Regions from separate parts of the Homo sapiens genome. Here region 2 is linked to region 1. The links are chromatin contacts, found by Hi-C or POLR2A ChIA-PET in ENCODE. All regions are on one chromosome and are shown on one strand. The core of a region is the stretch at or near the end of the contact, and the rest is flanking DNA. Distances in the headings are between cores, read along the strand shown.

The links. Hi-C counts contacts between places; a loop is a spot of excess contacts on that map. ChIA-PET counts read pairs that join two places held with the same protein, here RNA polymerase II (POLR2A). Pooled maps may share reads with other maps.
Region 2: a map of PC-9 shows a loop between it and region 1 (14-fold over the local background). The contact joins two enhancer-like sites. A Hi-C loop is called at or near these places in 1 of 168 maps with a recorded cell type or tissue (PC-9), 1 of 37 single-sample maps with no recorded cell type and 3 of 50 pooled maps. POLR2A ChIA-PET finds 5 or more read pairs at or near these places in 2 of 52 experiments (PC-9 and T-cell).

Annotation. Positions count from the first base shown.
Region 1 is chr6:105,426,205-105,431,035 of GRCh38, forward strand. No RefSeq gene overlaps it. Among named protein-coding and RNA genes, the nearest start is that of PREP, 26 kb to the left of the region's middle. Within about 2 kb of position 2,492, at least 6 of the 41 ENCODE cell types and tissues checked have a DNase peak (open chromatin) inside an H3K27ac peak, as active enhancers do; they include PC-9, where a contact is called at or near this core.
Region 2 is chr6:106,116,639-106,121,469 of GRCh38, forward strand. No RefSeq gene overlaps it. Among named protein-coding and RNA genes, the nearest start is that of PRDM1, 33 kb to the left of the region's middle. Within about 2 kb of position 2,938, at least 4 of the 41 ENCODE cell types and tissues checked have a DNase peak (open chromatin) inside an H3K27ac peak, as active enhancers do; they include PC-9, where a contact is called at or near this core.

The sequences.
Region 1 (4,831 bases), core at 1,242-3,741:
TAATTGTTTTATTTAAATTGATCTTTCTGGGTTTTTCTAATTATCACTTATAAGAAAAATCATGCTTCTTATGCATATGGAAGTACATGTTGGAAAATGGATAAAAGAGCCATTTTAAGGATAAAATGCAAATAGTGCATCAGGCCTCAAAATTTCACTTTGAGTTTTCCCTTTAATAACAAAATATGGCCAGGCATGGCCTATAATCCTAGCCTTTGGGGAGGCTGAGATGGGAGGATCACTTGGGCCCAGGAGTTCAAGACCAGCCTGGGCAACATAGGGAGACCCTGTCTCTATAAAAATTTTTAAAAAATTAGCCTAGCATGGTGGTATGTGCCTGTGGTCCCAGCTACTCAGGAGGCTGAGGTGGGAGAATCACTTGAGCCTGGGAGGTTGAGGCGCAGGTGACAGAGCAAGACCCTGTCTCAAGAACCAACTGACCAAACAAACAAAAATATAAGTCTTTCTCAAAAAAGGTAGTCACTTAACAGATATATATGGGTAACACCTATACACAGGACACTGAATTAAACATGGAATTATAAAAAGATGAACATATGTTGACTTGTGCTCAAACATGATCTCAGATTACTATATTAGGATTTCGATGGCCACTTCAGGAGCAAGTCTTTCATTTAATAAATATTTATTGAGTGCTTACCACATTCCAGGTACCATGCTAGAAGCTAGAGATTTATGGAGCCTGGATTTGGGAGGTAACTCTAATCTAGTGCAGTTGGATCTATAGGACAGGATGCTGTGGGAGCACAGATGTCATCTAACTTCGTCTTGGAGGGATAGAGAAGGGTGACCCAAGGTAGTAATGTCTAAATTGAATTTGAGAAATGAGTAAGAAGTAACGAGGTACAGATCAGAAGTAGCGGGGGTGAGCAGCTAGGTGCAGAGTTTAAGGGAGCACCCTATGGAAATGCTGAGGGCTGTGTACAAGGGATGTATGTGAAGGAGTGTGAGAGTTTGGTATGGATGGAGCCTGCATTAGTCTGTTCTCACGGTGCTAATAAAGACATACCCAAAAACTGGGTAATTTATATAGGGAAGAGGTTTAATTGACTCACAGTTCAGTATGGCTGGGGAGGCCTCAGGAAACTTACAATCATGACAGAAGGGGAAGCAAACACATTCTTCTTCTCATGGTGGCAGGAAGAAGTGCAGAGCAAAAGGGGAAAAAACCCATATAAAACCATCAGATCTTGTGAGAACTCACACACTATCACAAGAACAGCAGCATGGGGGTATGCGCCCCCATGATTTAATTATCTCCCTCTGGGTCCCTCCCACCACACATAGGGATTATGGGAACTACAATTCAAGATGAGATTTGGGAGGGGACACAGCCAAACCATATCAGAGCCTACAGAGCAATGTAGGAGTCAGGAGAGATGAAGCTGGAGAGGAAAATTGGTCAAATCATGCAAGTCTCCTATATTCATTGATGATAGGGAACTAGGAGAGATATGCACTGGCTTTATAGTAAATGGCTCCTATAGTGTGTGAGTCAGATAATGTCACAGGCATGATACAAATTATAAGCAGGGTAGGCCTTGCTGCTGCAACAAAGATCTACAAATTCAATGACTTAGAGAACAGAAAGTTTATTTCTTTCTCACTTCATAGGACTGAGTGGTTTCAAGTCAGCAGCTAGAAATGGGAAGAGGAGAAGGTGGGCTCTGCTTTTTGCAGAGACCCCGGCTGACTGCAGCTGTGCTATCTTTAACCCATTGTTTCTAGCATCACCACCCCAGGAAACTAGAAAGAGAAACGGGATTGTAAGTAAGTGGCTTTTATGGGCCAGGTCTGAAAGTAGCACGTACTGCTTCTGTCACATTCCATTAGTCAGAAACCGGTCACATGGTTACACCATATTGCAAAGTACCCTGGAAAATGGAGCCCAGTTTTGTGCTCAGGAAGAAGAGAAAATGGATTTTGGGGAATAGTGTCTGCCACAGTGCTGGAGGGAAGAGCTGGTGGGCTATGAATCAGAACCATTGCTCACTCCTTCTAAGAGCCCTTTCTCTAGTTGCCTCTGCTTATCTCGTAGTCCTGGTCTTCTTTCAATTCCATTTCCCTTATGCAAATACATACAGGGCCTCTTGGATTATTTATCTCAACCCTAGCTACTTGTCATTCCTCAACTAAGATTCATGTTTGATCAATCTCCTCTGACTCTCAGCACAACAGGCTGTTTGCTTGCCCAGCTCAGCCTGTTTTAAGGAGAGAGTCCGACCTTGCTGGTCAGTTGGGGAAGCCAGAAATGCTGGTTGGTAGGTGGCACTCAGCAAGACACTCATTCCAAAGCAACACACACGTAATGAATGCAAGGATTCAGTCACGCTCAGGAGAACACAACAACACTGGCTCCCTTGACCTATTTCCTCAAGACTAAACTTTCAAAAGAGTAACCACACCCAGGCTGACCAGGGAATTGTTAAAAACAGGGATGTCAGCATGCTCTGATCTGACTGCCAACAAAAATATTTCCTTTGTGTTGATGCTTTCTTCATACTGCACTCAGGAAGGGCAAAGAAGTTTGACCTGTCTGGGTTGGAGAGCCCGGTGAACCACTCTCCCCAGGGTTTCTCTCTGGGAGTTACAGAAAGAGGCCTGCATGTTGTTTCTTTCTAATGGGAGTTGAGGCTACCACTTTCATAACCACCGATTAGTCCTATTTGCTATTAGGAAATCTCAGGGCTCTCCATCAAAGGCCTCATTGTTTGGATGTTTTTTTTCTTTCACTTGTGTCACTCTGCTAAGGTACGCTTTCACTCAGCAGTGTCTTCTGGGTCATTTTTATAATGCTGTTAAAGAGAGGATGAAAGTGCTAGAATCAAGAGTTGGAGATACCACTCCTCACCAAGAGTTTAAAACCGACATTGAGCGGAGGTGAGGAGGGATGGGGAATTTGTTGATGAATTTGTATTTATTTGTGTATGTCCCTTGGGTTTGTTTCCTTTTTGTCCAAATCCAGACATTTAAAACTCATATGTCTACGCTCATGATTTATAGAGATCTTCACTGTCATGATAAGCAAAATAGGAAGAAAAGGAAAATAAACAAATAAAAAATAAATAAAAAGGAATTCTGAGTGTTAGGGCTTTTTATTTCTGTCTTCATGTAATATATAAGCCTCATAGAAATACAGGTAAGGACTTGATTTCCTCTAAAGCCATTTCAAGCATTATAGTATATGAGAAATTTGCATTTTAATATTGTCTAAAAACATCGTGTTGTTATTATTGACCACCTGATTCTTAGCCATATTTCAAATTAAGCTAGCCATATGAAATAGTAGTTCTTCCATTAGTAATGCCATCTCTTATTCTTAGTCTTTTTTTTTTAAGGATTTCACTAAAACATTTATTCTAAGAAGCCCTCTTTCATTCACCTCGATTTGACTGGGATTATTTCTTTAAATTTTACATTTGTATCCCAGATGTGGCAAGGCCCTAGGACCAATCAGGATAGTCCAGGTAATGTTGAGGTAATGATCCCAGAATCTCAGTGGCTTAAATCAGCAAAAGTGTGTTTCTCCTTCGTGCTCCAGGTCCAGTGTGGCTCAGCACATGTGGAGTCACTCAGGGACCAGATCCAGATCCACAGAGGCTCCATCCTAATGTGTTCCGTAAGCATCCTGTTAGAGTGAAGAGAACGTGGTGAAATACATACTGACTTGGAAAGCTTCTATCTGGAAGTGGTGTGTCACCTCTGCTCATGTTTTTTTGGCCAAAGGAAGACACATGTTCACAATTAACTGCATATCAATAAGTAGCAAAGGATAGGTTAAATTAACAAACACTCCCGTCCATATGAGTAAGTATCACAGTTTTAAAGCATTCTCTCAGACATTTCAGCAAAGGATAGGTTAAATTAACAAACACTCCCGTCCATATGAGTAAGTATCACAGTTTTAAAGCATTCTCTCAGACATTTCAGCAAAGGATAGGTTAAATTAACAAACACTCCCGTCCATATGAGTAAGTATCACAGTTTTAAAACATTCTCTCAGACATTTCAGGGAGGTTGGAAGGGTAGGTTAATAATTTACTCATTCTATATATAGGGAAACCAAGGCTTAGAGAGATTTTTTTTTTTTTAAGGTCAAAGAACTTTCCTTTAGATTAGCTAATCATGATTACCAGTTTTTTTTTTTTTTAAATCTACAAATTTTCAGCATTATATTTTGTAATGTGCAAATTGATAAGCACCAATTCTGTGGCACAGATCTGGTGTTCAGAGTAATAGAAACAAAACAGCATTTGTCCAGCTATGTCACCATCAGCAATTGAGAGAAGTCTAAGCCCATTTCAGAGTCTTCCATCTGAACTAATCCCAGGAGTCACAAGGATGCTTACTATGTACTAATAAATGTGGTCAGCCAGGTGCCATGCGTGCTCTGTCCCTGCCCTGACTCTCCAAGGTAACAGTCCCCAGTAAGCCACCCTTTGATGCTGCTGTTGAAGGAACTTATGCCCTTCCCAGAGTGATGATGGTGCCTGTGAAATCCACTGAGGCCTCAGAGGAGCTATCTTCTTTCACTTAGGAAGCCAGCACCCACAGTATCCTCAAGAAGTGTGAAGCACTCTTTTAGTTTTTATTGACTCTTGTTCCAGCTGTTTCTCATTCAGACTCAATCATGAGCCCTCAGCCACTCTGAAACACATTAACCTCTGCGCAGGCTCTTCTGTGTCCTCTTGGGTCAGACTTGTGGGCCTGAACTCTCTTCTCTCATAGAGATGAGTTATTTCCCAGAAGGCTGTTCAATTGCTCATGCAAACAGCCAACTGGTGGACCCACCTTCCCCTTCGGCCAGACA
Region 2 (4,831 bases), core at 1,688-4,187, 690 kb after region 1:
CAGAGTAAGGTGACATTTCCGGTGCTTTAGCAGAAAGGTGGGTGTCAGGCGTCAGCAGTTCTCCAGCAGCCTCAGGCCAACAGTGTTCCAAAGAGGAAACTGAGGCACAGAACTAACCCTATCCCATCAGAGTGTGCCTCAGAGTCCTGGTAACTGCACCTAGAGAGCACCGTGATCCTCAGGTAGGGGGGCATTGAGCAGTTGCAAAAATTCACATGCTATTTTGGATAAACCGGCTTTAAAGTTCATTCCACTTTAAAGACATGGAGGGTTGTGTTTTCTGCAAAGGAAAGGAAATGTATAAATGGACATATTTTCTACTTCAAGTGCACACAAAAAAACCTGTGTTGCTTCTGAGCTTAAGGAGGTATGTTCTTTGTTTTAAATATTGCCCATGCATAGTTAACCAATGTACCTGGAGGCAGAGATGAAAGCTGAAAAAGAACAGTCAGGTCTACCTTTGTGTTCCAAGGCAATGTAATCCCACAAGGCACAATTCCTCTAAGAATTATCTGAAAATTTTCAATATGCCCACCTGTTAAACAGCTTTTGCAACCAACAGAAACTCTGGAAGATTTATAGTCTGATTGCTTCAAATTGGTCATTTTTGTCTCCTCTAGTTTTGACCTACACGTGGATTCCAGACTGAAAATTACATTATCCAAAGCAAACCATTCAGCCCATCTTAGATAGATTACAGCTGTTTCAACCCTTCCTCCAAATGGAGGGTAATAACATAATATATTATAGCTCATCTATAGCCTGAAGAATTATGTGCTCTTAAAAGGATTGGCTGAAAAGAAAGAAAAGGAAGGAAGACAGGAATCTTCTAAAACTAACTATATAACTTAGAAATGAGAGAAGCGTCCCTTAAATTCAGATCTGAATCTTGTTCACATCGGAGACGTGAGCATTTCAAGGTGATGGGCTGGAAATGAACTTTGCTAGTAGGGACTTTCAACCCCTTCTCTCTGTGAGTTCTGCTGAGGGCCACTGGGCACGTGGCGGGCTTCTCCTAAAGAGAGTCATGTACGTCTGCAAGATTAAAAAAAAAAAAAGGCAGGGTAAAGTCTGTAGCTGAAGGTTGACAGACTTCCTTCCGCACTTGGGTTTTTCTCCCTTCTAAGGGCCGTTTGAAAGTTCTTCTTGTGCTTCTAACTTAGCAGAAACCACATCATGTCTTTTGTCATCATCTTTGCTCACCACTGGAGACCCTGGTGGTTAGAGAGGGAAAGTCCCTTTGGATGGTGCCTATGGGGGTAGAAGGTGTTGGGAGCCAGCAGGGGGTCCGGGTGGAGAGGGAAGAAGAGAGGAGAGGTCATCAAGCTTGCCTTTCTGGCCCAGGCAATATACCCACCCCGGCTAGACTTTCCAATCCTCAGAGTGGCAAAGTATATCTTTTTGGTTATTCACTATGTCCCTGGTTATGTTGGGTTGCTGAGGGAATAGCTAGGGGTCTCCAATCTTTTGGCTACCCTGGGCCACAAGGGAAGGAGGAGAATTGTCCTGGGCCACACATAAAATACACCAACACTAACGACAGCTGACGCGCTTAAAAAATAGTCGCAAAAAAATCTCATAAAGTTGGCTGGGCGTGGTGGCTCATGCCTATAATCCCAGCACTTTGGGGGGCCAAGGTGGGTGGATCATGATGTCAGGAGTTCAAGACCAGCCTGGCCAAGATGGTGAAACCCCATCTCTACTAAAAAATACAAAAATTAGCCGGGCGCAGTGGCAGGCGCCTGTAATCGCAGCTACTTGGGAGGCTGAGGCAGAACAATCGCTTGAACCCGGGTGGCAGAGTCTGCAGTGAGCCGAGATCACACCACTGCACACTAGCCTGGGCAACAGAGCAAGACTCTGTCTCAAAAAAAAAAAATCATAATGTTTTAAGAAAGTTTACGAATTTGTGTTGGGCACCTTCAAAGCCATCCTGGGCTGCATGTGGCCTGCGGGTCACAAGTTGGACAAGCTTGGAACAGATCATTAAACAAAAGAAAACAATTTACTTCAAGAGCTCCGAGTTTCTGGAAAGCCCAAAGAGTGGCCACAGTGACCTCTGTGTGGCCTGAGAATAGCTTTTACCTGCCTTCCTGGCACAGAAATTACCTGGAGGTGGATTGGAAGCAGAAGTAGGGAATAGGAACACAGCTATATATTCGGTTTGAGCTCTTTTAGAGTAGATGCTATAGAGACATTCTATTCTCTTTTTTATTGTGATAAAAGATAGAACCTACATTTACCATCGGAATCACTGTGCAGATAGTGTATGGTAGTATTAGCTATAGGCACATTGTGCAACAGATCTCTAGAGCTTTTTCATCTTGCAAAACTGAAACTGTATACCCATGGAACAACAGCTCCCTGCTCCCCTCCCCCTCAGCTCCTGGGTAGTGACATTTCTTGATCGTGCTGTTAACCATGAGTACTTTTCTTCGGTTAAGTCTACAAACTTGATTTCCATACCAAGACCTGTTTTGAGTTCACACACCAGCTGACCTGCTTCAGGAGCAGTTCAGATTCACTCTGCCATGAATATTCATCACTCACTATGGGTCATGATCACAAATGCATGTCCTCAGCACTCTGGCTGGGCTTCAGCAATTTATGGAGTTGTTATTTGCACCACCAAACCAGTCAGGAATGAAAATAACAATCAACTCCTTAAATGTTTACAAGCCTCCTGGGCTATTGCACATGTAATTTAGAGCTGCCATCTTGTCTCCTTCTTTCTGTCAGTGGAATGGAATGTCCCCTCCAGTAACTTGTTGGCTTTAGGAACATGGGGAATAGAAGGCTCCTCAACCTGAATTGTCTAGTCAAGGCTTGGCTGAAGTCCTCTTTGGTAGCAAGGTGTTTGGGTTCTCATTGCTCTGCAATGCTTCCTTATACAAGTCACTTGAAAACAAACCTTCCCCGCAGGTTGTCCTTGGAAGCAGAGCAGGAGGCAGGTAAGTACTCTCACCCAATCAGCACAATCAATTTGTCATTCCCTGAAAATAGAGTCGTCCCTCCAGTCTGTCCAGGTCGGTGGGGATAGAGAGGAAGGCCCAGCTGCCTTTGAGCAATGCCACATTCCAGTGGGGAGTGGTTCCCCCACATTCACCGCACTAGGGCGGGCGTGTTGTGCCTCGTGCCTGCAGCCACCCTTGAAGTGTTGTTGTTAAACAACAGTCATGAACTCTGGAATGTCTCTGGTCATTTATAGCGTGACTGTGTCACTCTGTAAATGACACTGTCAAGCTTCAAGGCCTAGAATGAAGTTGGTTTGCTTTTCAATAGATCATAGTCCCGCCCAAAACAAAGCTTCCAGGCTTTTACAATGTACTTCTTACTCTGAAACTCCTAAGAGAATAGAAATGCTAGGGAGATAAAATACAGGAATAGACTACAAATCACACTCCAGTCATCTTACAGGCCCTTTAAAACACATAGAACAATTTGACCATACTATTTGCAAATAAGCAGCTTTCTGGAAATTAGCTGGGCTCTTCTTAAAGCAATTTTTGTCTTCTCTCACCCTTGTCTTGACTTTTCCTTCTTTGGTTCATTTCCTTCATGAGATAAATGAAGAGCGCAAGAGATTGAGGTTCCAAAGAACATGTGATTCGTGAGTCATGTCTATTTTTTCTCTATAGTGTTCATTGAAAATTCATTGTTCCAGTAGAAGAAACAGAAAGTTAAAATGAACATTAAATACTGCTTTTGCTATTTCTGTAATACAGCAATAATTATGAAAATAATGCTTCTCATTTGATTTATGCTGTATAAGTTACTATGGTCTGTTGGTCACTGTCTCATTTTATCCTCACAAATACCCTCCGAGATAACTTTATTATTTCCATTTCGTATACAAGAAAACTGAGGCCCTGCGAGGTCAAATAAATTAGATAATGCAGGAAAAAACCTTAACCCAGTGCTCATACAAAATAATCCACAGTTAACATCTTTAAGGAACTTGCTTGACATCACACACGTAGGAACTGTGATGAGGACTGTGACCTTCATATGCTGTGGTCAATACTCACTCCACCTCAGCAGAGCAGCCTTAGGCCATAAAATACACAGATATTTAAAGAGAAATATGGTTTTAAACCTATTCTGCAACCTACAGCTTATTATGTACTAGCTATGAAGGTAGGTTTGTGGAGGATTCACGAAACGTAATTCCCATAGTCTTGTGTTCTTTTGACCCATTCCTTACAAGAAAAAAGTGCTTACAAAATCCTTCCTACTGTCCCTCTTACTTTTAAATCCCTTTCATCAAATAGGTTGAGTCAATACATGAATCCTGAGATTTTTAACATTTTTTGTTCTCAAGTTGTAGGTTTTCCATTGTATTCATGAAAGGTAAGTCCTGCATTTTTACTGATTCATTCATTCATTCTATGAACATTTATTACCTGCCTATTATACTTCAAACATGGGCCAAGCTGGGCCTGAAGGCCAGGTCCAAATATGACCAGGACCTTGACCTCAAAGAAATACTTGCTTCATGAAGGAGAGAGCAATGTACAATCTGATTAATGTTATTGGTCTCTTTTAAATAAATTGGTTCTATTAATATCTGCTAAGATGGATCACTGAATTAGAAATACTAATACCCAGCCTTTATTTTGTAGCATTTAATTTGATGAGTGTTTGGGGATCCTTCACATATATTCACCTTTGGTTTAATAAGGTTATTTAAGTAACAGCAGTGTATACTGACAATATTTGAGTTCCGATATCTAATAGAAAACTCACATTCTACTTATTATATTTGTACTAGCCCCCAAGAGCATTGCCAGAACGGAGTTTCAACAACAAAAATCATTGTTGAACATGACTA